Regions from separate parts of the Mus musculus genome. Here region 1 is linked to region 2. Evidence: chromatin contacts called from ENCODE Hi-C or POLR2A ChIA-PET data. All regions are on one chromosome and are shown on one strand. Each heading gives the region's core, a stretch centred on a gene start or an enhancer-like site at or near the end of the contact. The rest is flanking DNA. Distances are from core to core; before and after follow the strand shown. Region 1 holds the start of Egln1 (egl-9 family hypoxia-inducible factor 1). Region 2 holds the start of Exoc8 (exocyst complex component 8).

What was found. Hi-C counts contacts between places; a loop is a spot of excess contacts on that map. ChIA-PET counts read pairs that join two places held with the same protein, here RNA polymerase II (POLR2A).
Region 1: a map of gastrocnemius shows a loop between it and region 2 (13-fold over the local background). The contact joins the promoter of Egln1 here to the promoter of Exoc8 in region 2. A Hi-C loop is called at or near these places in 18 of 37 maps with a recorded cell type or tissue (Patski, adrenal gland, gastrocnemius and 3 more). POLR2A ChIA-PET finds 5 or more read pairs at or near these places in 2 of 5 experiments (Patski and embryonic stem cell).

What each region holds. Positions count from the first base shown.
Region 1 is chr8:124,947,975-124,952,730 of GRCm38, forward strand. It overlaps Egln1 (egl-9 family hypoxia-inducible factor 1), which reads right to left and starts at 1,280. Exons shown (of 5, transcript NM_053207.2): 1 at 259-1,280. The coding sequence starts at 1,080. Gm46060 (a long non-coding RNA gene) reads right to left here and starts at 251. Exons shown (of 2, transcript XR_001778719.2): 1 at 1-251.
Region 2 is chr8:124,895,252-124,899,572 of GRCm38, forward strand. It overlaps Exoc8 (exocyst complex component 8), which reads right to left and starts at 2,454. Exons shown (of 1, transcript NM_198103.2): 1 at 1-2,454. The coding sequence starts at 2,375. The coding sequence ends at 225. It overlaps Sprtn (SprT-like N-terminal domain), which reads left to right and starts at 2,643. Exons shown (of 5, transcript NM_001111141.2): 1 at 2,643-3,130; 2 at 3,825-3,924. The coding sequence starts at 2,907.

The sequences.
Region 1 (4,756 bases), core at 30-2,529, 52 kb after region 2:
GCGCTAAAAACCGCGGGGCTTTTAACTAGCTCAGGCACACAGGCAAGATAAGATGCATCACCCAGACCCGGTGTAGCTGGTACCCCAACGACCCCCACGAGTGACCAGGGCTCCGGCAGGCTCTGCACTGTGCACTGTGGCAGACAGTACAAGGACAAAAGGAGCCACGCTAAGACAGAGCGCCGGGCCCCGGGTCTGCGGGGGCGGGGGGTGGTCCTCACAGACCCTCCTCCGGTCGCAAGAGCCCCAGCCACTTACTTTCGTTCGGCCGTTTATCCTGTAGTTGCCCAGCTTCCCGCTGCAGTGGCGGATCAGGTCGTCCATGCTGCTCATGAGCAGGCCGATGGTTTCGCAGCCGGGCTCTTTGCCCTCGATCCAGGTGATCTGGTCCCCCCGGATGTCCTTGGAAGAGTCACTCTTCTGGCTGACCAGCTGCCCGTCCGTGAACTTGCCGGTGTCGTGCAGGGCGCGCACCTCATCGCCGATCTGCTGCCCGGTCTCCCTGCCCAGGAAGTCGTCCACCACGCAGATGCCGTGCTTGTTCATGCACGGCACGATGTACTCCAGAGCCAGCTTCAACGCGGGCAACGGCTTGGTCTGCCCGTTGGGCCGCAGCCCTCCACCGGGACTCAGCGCCTCCCCGGGGCCGCCACCCGCTGGGCACAGGCTGGCGCGCTCGGGGCCCGGAGACCGGCTAAGCGGAGGATCCTCGGAGCCGGGCTCTGCTGGGCCGGGGCCGCTCCGGGCCTGCGCCGCGTCCTCCGGGCCCGGTACGCGCGAGGCCGCCGCGCTGTCCCCGCGCCGGGCCGCCCCGCCGGCGCGCGCGGCTCCGGGGGCCCCACCGGGCGGGGGCGCGACGCGGGGCTGCGCCGGCGCGGGCTGCGCGCGGGGGGCCTCGCCGCCCTGGCACACCAGCTTGTGCTTCTTCCAGTCCTGGCGCTGGTGCTCTTTGCAGCAGTAGAAGGAGCTGCGGCAGCGGCCGCAGCGCAGCAGGTTCTCCATCTTCCCGCACAGCTCGCAGTACTGCCGGTCGCGCTCGCTGGCGCTCAGCACGCCGGGCCCGCCGCTGTCACTGGCCATGGCCGCGGCAGGGCGGGCCGCGGGCCGGGAGCGGGGCGGCGGCGGGGCCGTCGGGGCGCCCGCCCGGGGCCGCCGCCCGCTGCGGGAGGCCGCGCGCGCCCTGGCCTCGCCTGCCTTGCCCGGGGCCGCCTAGCGCCGCATCGCGCCGGAGAGAGCGCGGCCTGCGCGGCGCACAGCGCCCTGGGCGGGCGGGCCCAGCCGGCTGCGTCGGGGCGGGCGGGCAGGGCGCGGGCCTGCGGGCGCCACTCGCTCCGCGCGCGCTGCACGTACACCACGGCCCCGGCGACCCGGCGCGCGGGCGGAGAGGGCGGGGGCCGCGCGCACGCGGCGGGCCGGGCCTAGCGGGCGGGCGCGCCGCTTCCTCCGCCCTCCCCTCCTCCTCGCGGCTCCGCCCGGGGCGCGCGTCGCCGGCCTGCGCGCGCGCAGCTCCACCTGCCTGTCCGGGCCCGCCGGCAGCGCTCCGGGGCTGCCTCGGCCACCTCGGTCCCGCGGAGGAGGAAACGGAAGCTCAGACGGCCGCTGGGCCGCTCCAAGCTCCGGGACGGCCGCTGCGCGCTCCCGGTCTGCTGCTCCCCGGAGGCCGCGGAGGGCACAACAAAGGCCCCCCGGGCAGCCTGCTCCGGGACCGGCTCCTGCAGTCGCCGGGCCTGGTTCTGGCTTTGCTTTGTTTTTGCTTTTCTGCGGTCCTTAAACTCTTGAGATTTCTCCCGGTTCCGGTTCGAGACCTCTGGGTTAAGTAAGGTAATCAGGGCTCGGTTCCAGATCCGCATTCAGGCCTGAAGCTCTCAAGAGCATAGTCCGTGAACGAAGCTGCACAGGGAGTTAAAGTCTCACATTAGAATCTGCCAATAGTGTCTGCAGAATTATGAGGATTATTACGGGCTTTCTTTGTTGTCTTGAGACGCAGCCCGGTAGTCCTCGGAAGTAGATTCTCCTACCTCTTCTGGTCAGTGGTAAGGTGATTAGCGTGAGCCCTCTTTGCCAACTCAGTTATCTGCATTTTGTTTGATTTCAGTGTTGTAAATTGAGACGAACACACTAGTTGCTGTTTCTTTGTTTTTATGAAACCTTCAAACCTCATAGAGCTTGGCACGGTGGTAAACGGCTTTAATGCTGGCACTCAGAGGCAGGAAGATCATTGTGAGATTGGGGCCAGCCTGGGCTACAAAGTGAGTTCCAGGATCAAACGCACTTGCACACACAGCTCAGAGAAACAAACCAGAGACTGTCGGTTCCACGTGTGATTTGTAGTAAGTAACTAGTGGGGCCGGGGCAAGGAGAATGACGGGTATATTTGGAGCTGCAGAGAGGGAAGCAAGAGCTGTACAGGTTGAGGACCAACCTGCTCTATGTGGTGGGTTCTGGGACAGCCAGGGCTACGGAGTTCGACATGGTCATACAGCCTCCAAAACAGAAGGACCTCCCTAGGTGCAAACATTTGTCATAATGTACACACACGGTCGTATACTTGAGTGTAGCCATTGGGACAGACAGCCGAGAATTTAAAATTGCTGTTTGGATGCCAGGGGGAACACAGAAACGGGAATTGTTAGCTCTGCCATTTGAATGAAGTTGCAAGCAAACAACTCCGAAATGTAAGAGCGACAACATTTACACGCATACACTTTGAGAATAATCTTGAAGCTGAACATGGTGGTAGCACACGTCTGTAGTGCCAGCTCTTGGGAGATGGAGACTGAGTTCATCTTTGCTTACACAGAGGCCACCCCTGACTACATGAGCTCCTTCCCAGTGCAAAAATACAAAGCCATTTTGATCTGGGGGTGTAGTTCAGGGGTACAGTGCTTGCTTGCTGTATGCAAAGCCCTCAGTTCATTTCCCGGGACCAAAGAAAATATTTTTCTGAAATGCATACATTGAATGCAGGAAGCAGGCTGGGCCTGTGGCTCATTTAGCTCTTTGCTGGAAGCCTAGAGTCCTAACCTTGATCCCCAGGAACCTCCCCCCACAACCTCCCCCCCCACACAAGTAAGTAGATATAAGTAGAATCAGATAGTTCTTCGGCCTCTTTTTTGCTAGAGTACATACACTTTTTTTTTTTTTAACTGTTTGTAAAAGGAACTTGTCTTGGCAGGAAGCAACAAGCAGGGAATTTGTTACAATTCTTTTACATTTACTTGCTTGTACTTATTAAAATTGCCCACATAGTCAAAGGACTCTAATTTTTTTTATTACAGCTTATTGGTTTAGGGTGTATGTGTACATAATGTGGGCATGTACAATCCACAGTGCGTCTGGAGGTCAGAGGACAACAGAGGAAGCTCTCTCCTTTGCTCTCTCCTTCAATCTCGGCTCAGGCTCAAGGTGTCGGTCCCAGGACCTCTCCCTGCCAAGCCGCTGACCCCAACAGTTTCTCTCTCAGGAGGTTAACGTTCAGTTTAGCTCTCTACATGGTTTGTGTGTGTGTGTGTGTTTAACTGTATTTTTTACTGAATTCTACTTAAAGACATCAGACTTAAGATTTTAGTGAACAGAATCAGTCATGGCTCTCATGCGGTCGCACACTGACAACGCTGAAACAGTTCCGAGTTTCAAGTTCCAGGCCAGCCTATCTCAGAAGACAAGTAACCCAGAAATGCCTGGTTACTTTTCTTGTTGCAATTAAGCATATAGAATCACAAACATACAGTTAATAGAAAGTCAAATACAGAAGGCAGGAAAGATGGATCAGTGGTTAAGAGCACTGGTTGTTCTTCCAAAGGACCTAGGTTCAAATCCCAGCACCCATGTGGCAGCTCACAACTATAACTCTAGTTCCAGGGCATCTGAAATTTTCTCACCAATGCATACAAATTATATATATATACAATATATATAAAATACATACACATTTACACACATATATTACACATATATATTTACATATATATAAATAAAATTATATATATATATATACATATATGTGTATATATATTCAAATATAAAGTACTCCTTTCAAATGTTTCCAAAAGTCCACAATTATGGACTTTGTGATTATTGTAGTTTGATAACTTAGGCAGTAATTCTCATCTGGGAGGTCTTGGTTAGCGTGCCACTGACTAAGTTGCTTGGATAAGAATCTGGTCTACCATCACCATGGTAGCTGTCAACATAAAACTGTCTTAATGGTCAGTCTATGAAGTAGGAAGTGGTAGAGGCTCCATTGAACAGAAGGTGAGTGGTATGCTGTGGGAGTTGCTGCTTTTCAGGCAGTGCCTGCCTCCAGCCCGTCAAAAACAACATGGTGAAAACAGACTGAAGATTTCAAGGAAGTGCCACTTTGTCTGCTCCTACATGACAACCTGGACCACAGCTGATTGCTACCTGAGTGGCCACCATTCTTGGCGGGAGCTCCCCTAAGTTAGGAAGCAATGATCTCAGAAGTGTCAAAGGCAGACACCAGGCAGAGAGTGAGGTTCCAGGGGCAATGGTGTGATGGTGGCATGTTCCTGAGGCAGGAGGATTGAAAGTTGAATTCTTGCTTACAGAGTGTGCCTGGGCTACAAAGCAAGTTCAGGGTCAGCCTAGACAAGTTAGTGAGGCCCAAAGTCTCCAAGTAGTAAAGTAAAAACATTGAGCAATGCAGCTAGATAACAGAGAAGGTGTGACATGGGCAAAGTCTCTTTGTAGCCCAGGCTGGCCTCATTCAGGATCCTCCTGCCACACACTGAGTTCC
Region 2 (4,321 bases), core at 1,204-3,703:
AAAAACAGAGCAAGACATGGTATGTGCTCTTGACAGTCCCAGTATTGGGGGGTTGTATGTGATGCTTAACACATTATCTTTCTCCTTTTGACTGCATTTTTCAGAGGGCACTTTTATATGCTGTCTGTGTCTCTGAGGAATGTGCTGACATTGTGTAATGTAAATACAAATGACGCATCTGTAGCACGTGTACACGTACACACACAAAGACACAGAGCAGAGCCTCAGACCACAGAAGTCGTGCTCTCGGGATTCACCCGCAGGAGCCGGGATGCGTTCCGGAGGTCCTGCAGCTGCTTGGCGGGCTTCCCCACACCTTCCTCAAACCTCCTCTCCACCACCGGGAGGACAGTTTCATAGAGAAAGGATGCGTTCTGCCTGATGAAGGCCTTCTTCTCGGGGTCCTGCTCACAGCGCAGGCTGTAGTCCACATGCTGCACAGCCACCAGGATGATTTCTACCAGGCTCTCCAGGAGCACCATGTGGAGCTCAGGGAAGTACAGTTTCAATGCCTCCTCCAGGAAGCCCATAGTCTGCTTGGTGAAGGCTACCACCGTGTAGCTCAAGTTCACCCAGCAGTCATCTCCCGTGTACTGCTCAAAGTTACTGACCCCGCAACTTTTCATCTCCTCCTTGAGCTTGCCCAGGGCCTCAGGAGTCATCAGGTTCATGCGGCGCCACATCTCCTCCGAGTTTCGGTGCTTGGTGGCTTCAATGATAATCTCCTTGTAACTGTGCAGGGCGCCCTGGATGTCCTTCACCAGCAGGGCGTGGATGATGAAGGTGAGGTCCAGCCCAATCTCTCCCAGCTGCTGGCAGTGCTCCTTGGCCACCTTCACACACTCAGCAGCGGTGGACAGGCTCTCCTTGCTGTCAAAAACCTGCTTGCTGAAAGCATCCACGAACATGCCCATGGCCGACCTTGCCCAGACCACAAAGGCAGAGTAGCAGCCACTGTCAGTGCCTGCAAAGTCCGTCTCAAACTCTCTCGCGGTCTCTAGGAGGCTGGTAAAGAAGACGTGGCACAGCTTGTGAATGTAGAGCAGCGTGGCGCCCTCAATCCTGAGCTGGCGGATGGCAGTGTGCACGGCTGCGGCCCTGTTCCTCAGAAACAGCTCGCAAGCCTTCGTGCACTGGCCCAGCCGGATCAGCTGAGACACGGCTCTCCGAGTAGCCTTGGGGCCGCCTCTCAGAGAGCGATCCGGGGAGAGCTCAAACACAAGCACCTCGGTGAGCTGTCGCACTCGTTCGTCCACTTTGGCCCTCAGCTCTTTCACAGGAGGTGGGCTGGGCTTATCTTCCAGGTAGTGATTTAATTTGTCCAGCAAGTCCACGGCACCCTCAAAGTCCCTCTGTGCAATACAAACATCCAAGTCTTCCGGCAGCTCTTGGATCCACTCCATGGAAAGGTCAACCTTTTCCTCCTCCGCCTCAGGGGTGGCCAGTTCTTCATCATCCTCGTCCTCAAACGGGTTGCTGCCCTTGGAAGTGACCGGTGGTGGCGCACGCGGGGCTGCTGCCTCCTCCTGCTCCCGCCTCCTCTTGTCGCTGAGGGCCCTCTTGGTTTCCTCCAGCACTTCCAGCCACTCGCGCTTGATCTTGGCATTTTCCGCCTGGAAGATTCGGCTCTCGGGGAACATGAGAAGCTTGAACATGTCTTTCATGGGCGGATTGTCTTTGACGTTGACCACCGCCAGGCGGTCCAGCGGGTAGAGTGCGTTGTAGCGGTACATGCCTCGCCGTTGTGGCAGCCAGGTGGCCACCAGCAGACAGTCGTTCATGAGGAAGCCGTGCACGCGCTGCAGCTGGGCCATGTGGTCCGCATCGTATTCCACCAGGTCCCCGTTGTACACCAGGTACTGACCTGGCGTCTCCAACAGGTCCCTGCAGCCCTCCACCTTCTCCAGCAGCGTGGTGAGCGTTCGCTGCTTGCCCTCCTCGCCCGTCCCGGAACCCTCTCGAGGGACGCCCGCCGGCCCGGGCAGGAAGCCCGCCTGGACCGCCCCGCGCTCCCGCGGCCCCGCGCCGGCCGTGTCCTCACCCGCAGAGGCGCCCGCGGCGGCGGCGGGCAGCAGTGCCAGCGGGATGCTCTCCAGGCTGCTCTTCTGCTCAGTCAGCAGGTGGCTCAGCTGGTACATTTCGCTCTCCAGGTAGGAGATCTCCCGCGCCGTCTCGATGAACTGCCGGTAGTTCTGGTAGACGTTGCGCTTCAGGTTCTGTGCCGTCTCCTCTGCCAGCGCCTGCACCCGCTGCCGGTGCTCCTGCAGGTCGCGGTCGCCGTCCGACTGCTGCGACAGTTGCTTCACGTACAGCCGCGCCTCGAAGCCCCCCGACTCCAGCTGCCTCCGCAGGCGGCTCGCCCCGCTGTCCGACATGGCTGCCACTCGTCTTGCTCCCGCGGCCCGCAGTGGCTGTTACTCGCCGCCTCCGGGCCCCACCCGAGCCCGGTGGAGAAGGCAGCGGAGGAAGCGGGGCGGGAGCAACACCCAAACGCCTGCGCCGGAGCCGAGCGCTGCATTGCGCCTGTGCCAGAGTCGAGCCGCTCGCACTGCGCCTGCGCCCGGGGCGGAGTGCGGACAATGCGCCTGCGCGGAAACGGCAGCGTCTTAAGGCGCGTGCGCGGACGAGCCAGCACGGAAGTCAGAGGAGGGTCCGGCACGGACCAGACTTGACGTGTGTCGCCGGACCTCAGCGGCTGTCAGGAGACAACCGGCTGCCTAAAGCCGTCCCCAGCCCGAGCCCAGCGTTCCTAAGCCTGTGCCCGCGGGGCAGCGCCGAGCCACCTTCGGTTAGGCGTTCGAGGCTAGCCCGCGCGCCCTGACAGCAGGGCCGGGAGGCCTCGCGAGATCCGTGCGCCGCACGAGCCCGACCGGCGTCTTGGGAGCGGCCGAGGTGGGAGTAGCGGGATGGACGAGGATCTGGTGGTCGCGTTGCGGCTGCAGGAGGAGTGGGACGTGCAGATGGCGCGGCGCGCGGCGGCGGCGCGGGAGCCCGTGTCGTTGGTGGACGCGTCCTGGGAGCTGGTGGACCCCACCCCAGACCTGCAGGCGCTCTTCCTGCAGTTTAACGATCGCTTCTTCTGGGGTCAGCTGGAGGCGGTGGAGGTGAAGTGGAGTGTGCGCATGACCCTGTGAGTGCGTCCGCGAACGGCTCGGAACGTCGGGAAGGGCCAGGCCGCTAAATTGTCGTTGGTGTCCCCGCCTCGCGGCGCAGGGAGAGGTCGCCGGGAAACGTGCCCACTCCCCAGTCCCGGGCCCAACGTCCCTCAGTGATGAACCAGCCGGATCCCTTATCAGAGTTTGAGAAATCCTATTCGAGATAGTAATCTGCCCCGCACATACACTGTCACATAGCAGCTTGAGGTAAAGCAGGCTAAGACGTAGTGTACTTCTAACCTCATACCAGCCCTGTGACTGTTTTGGGAGAAGTGCCCATGTATGCCTGTGCGGAGGGGAGAGGGTGACAGTGGGTGAGGGTTAGCAAGTGTTAACTCTCTGAAGCCAAGTGACCCACTCAGGAAAGCCATCCTCCCATCAGGGACGTTTTCTTGTGAAACAGTTCTTGCCCAAGAACTGTTAGGGATTTGCTGCCCACCCCCACCCCCTTTTTTGTGGGGAGAGGGGAGAGGGCCTCACTATGTATCTGTGGCTGTCCTGGAACATACTCTGTAGACCAGGCTGGCCTGGAACTCGGAGATCCTCCTGCATCTGCCTTCCACGTGCTGGGATTAAAGGCCTGCACCACCATGCCAGACTAAGGTTTGCTTTTTGTTCTGTCTCCTCTGTATTCGTTGACCCTAATCCATTGTTGTGACTGTTTTCCAGGTGTGCTGGGATCTGCACCTATGAAGGGAGAGGAGGCATGTGCTCCATCCGTCTCAGTGAGCCCCTGTTAAAACTGAGACCAAGAAAGGACCTTGTAGAGGTATTCTTTGCATAAGCCTGATTCTCAACAAGTTGATTTGCAGGATTTATTTATTTATTTATTTATTTTTAAGAGATGGGTTCTTTGTTTGTTTGTTTGTTTGTTTTTCGAGACAGGGTTTCTCTGTGTAGTCCTGGCTGTCCTGGAACTCACTCTGTAGACTGGGCTGGCCTCGAACTCAGAAATCCGCCTGCCTCTGCCTCCCAAGTGCTGGGATTAAGGGCGTGTGCCACCACCACCCGGCTAGAGATGGGTTCTTGATAGCAGCCCATACTGGCTTCAACCACAAGATCCTCTTGCCTCTACCCAAGGGTTTACAGCTGTGCACCACCATTCCTGGCCAGGTTATTTTGTTGATTTTAAGAGACAAGAGTCTCTGTTCCTTAGGTTGGCCCTG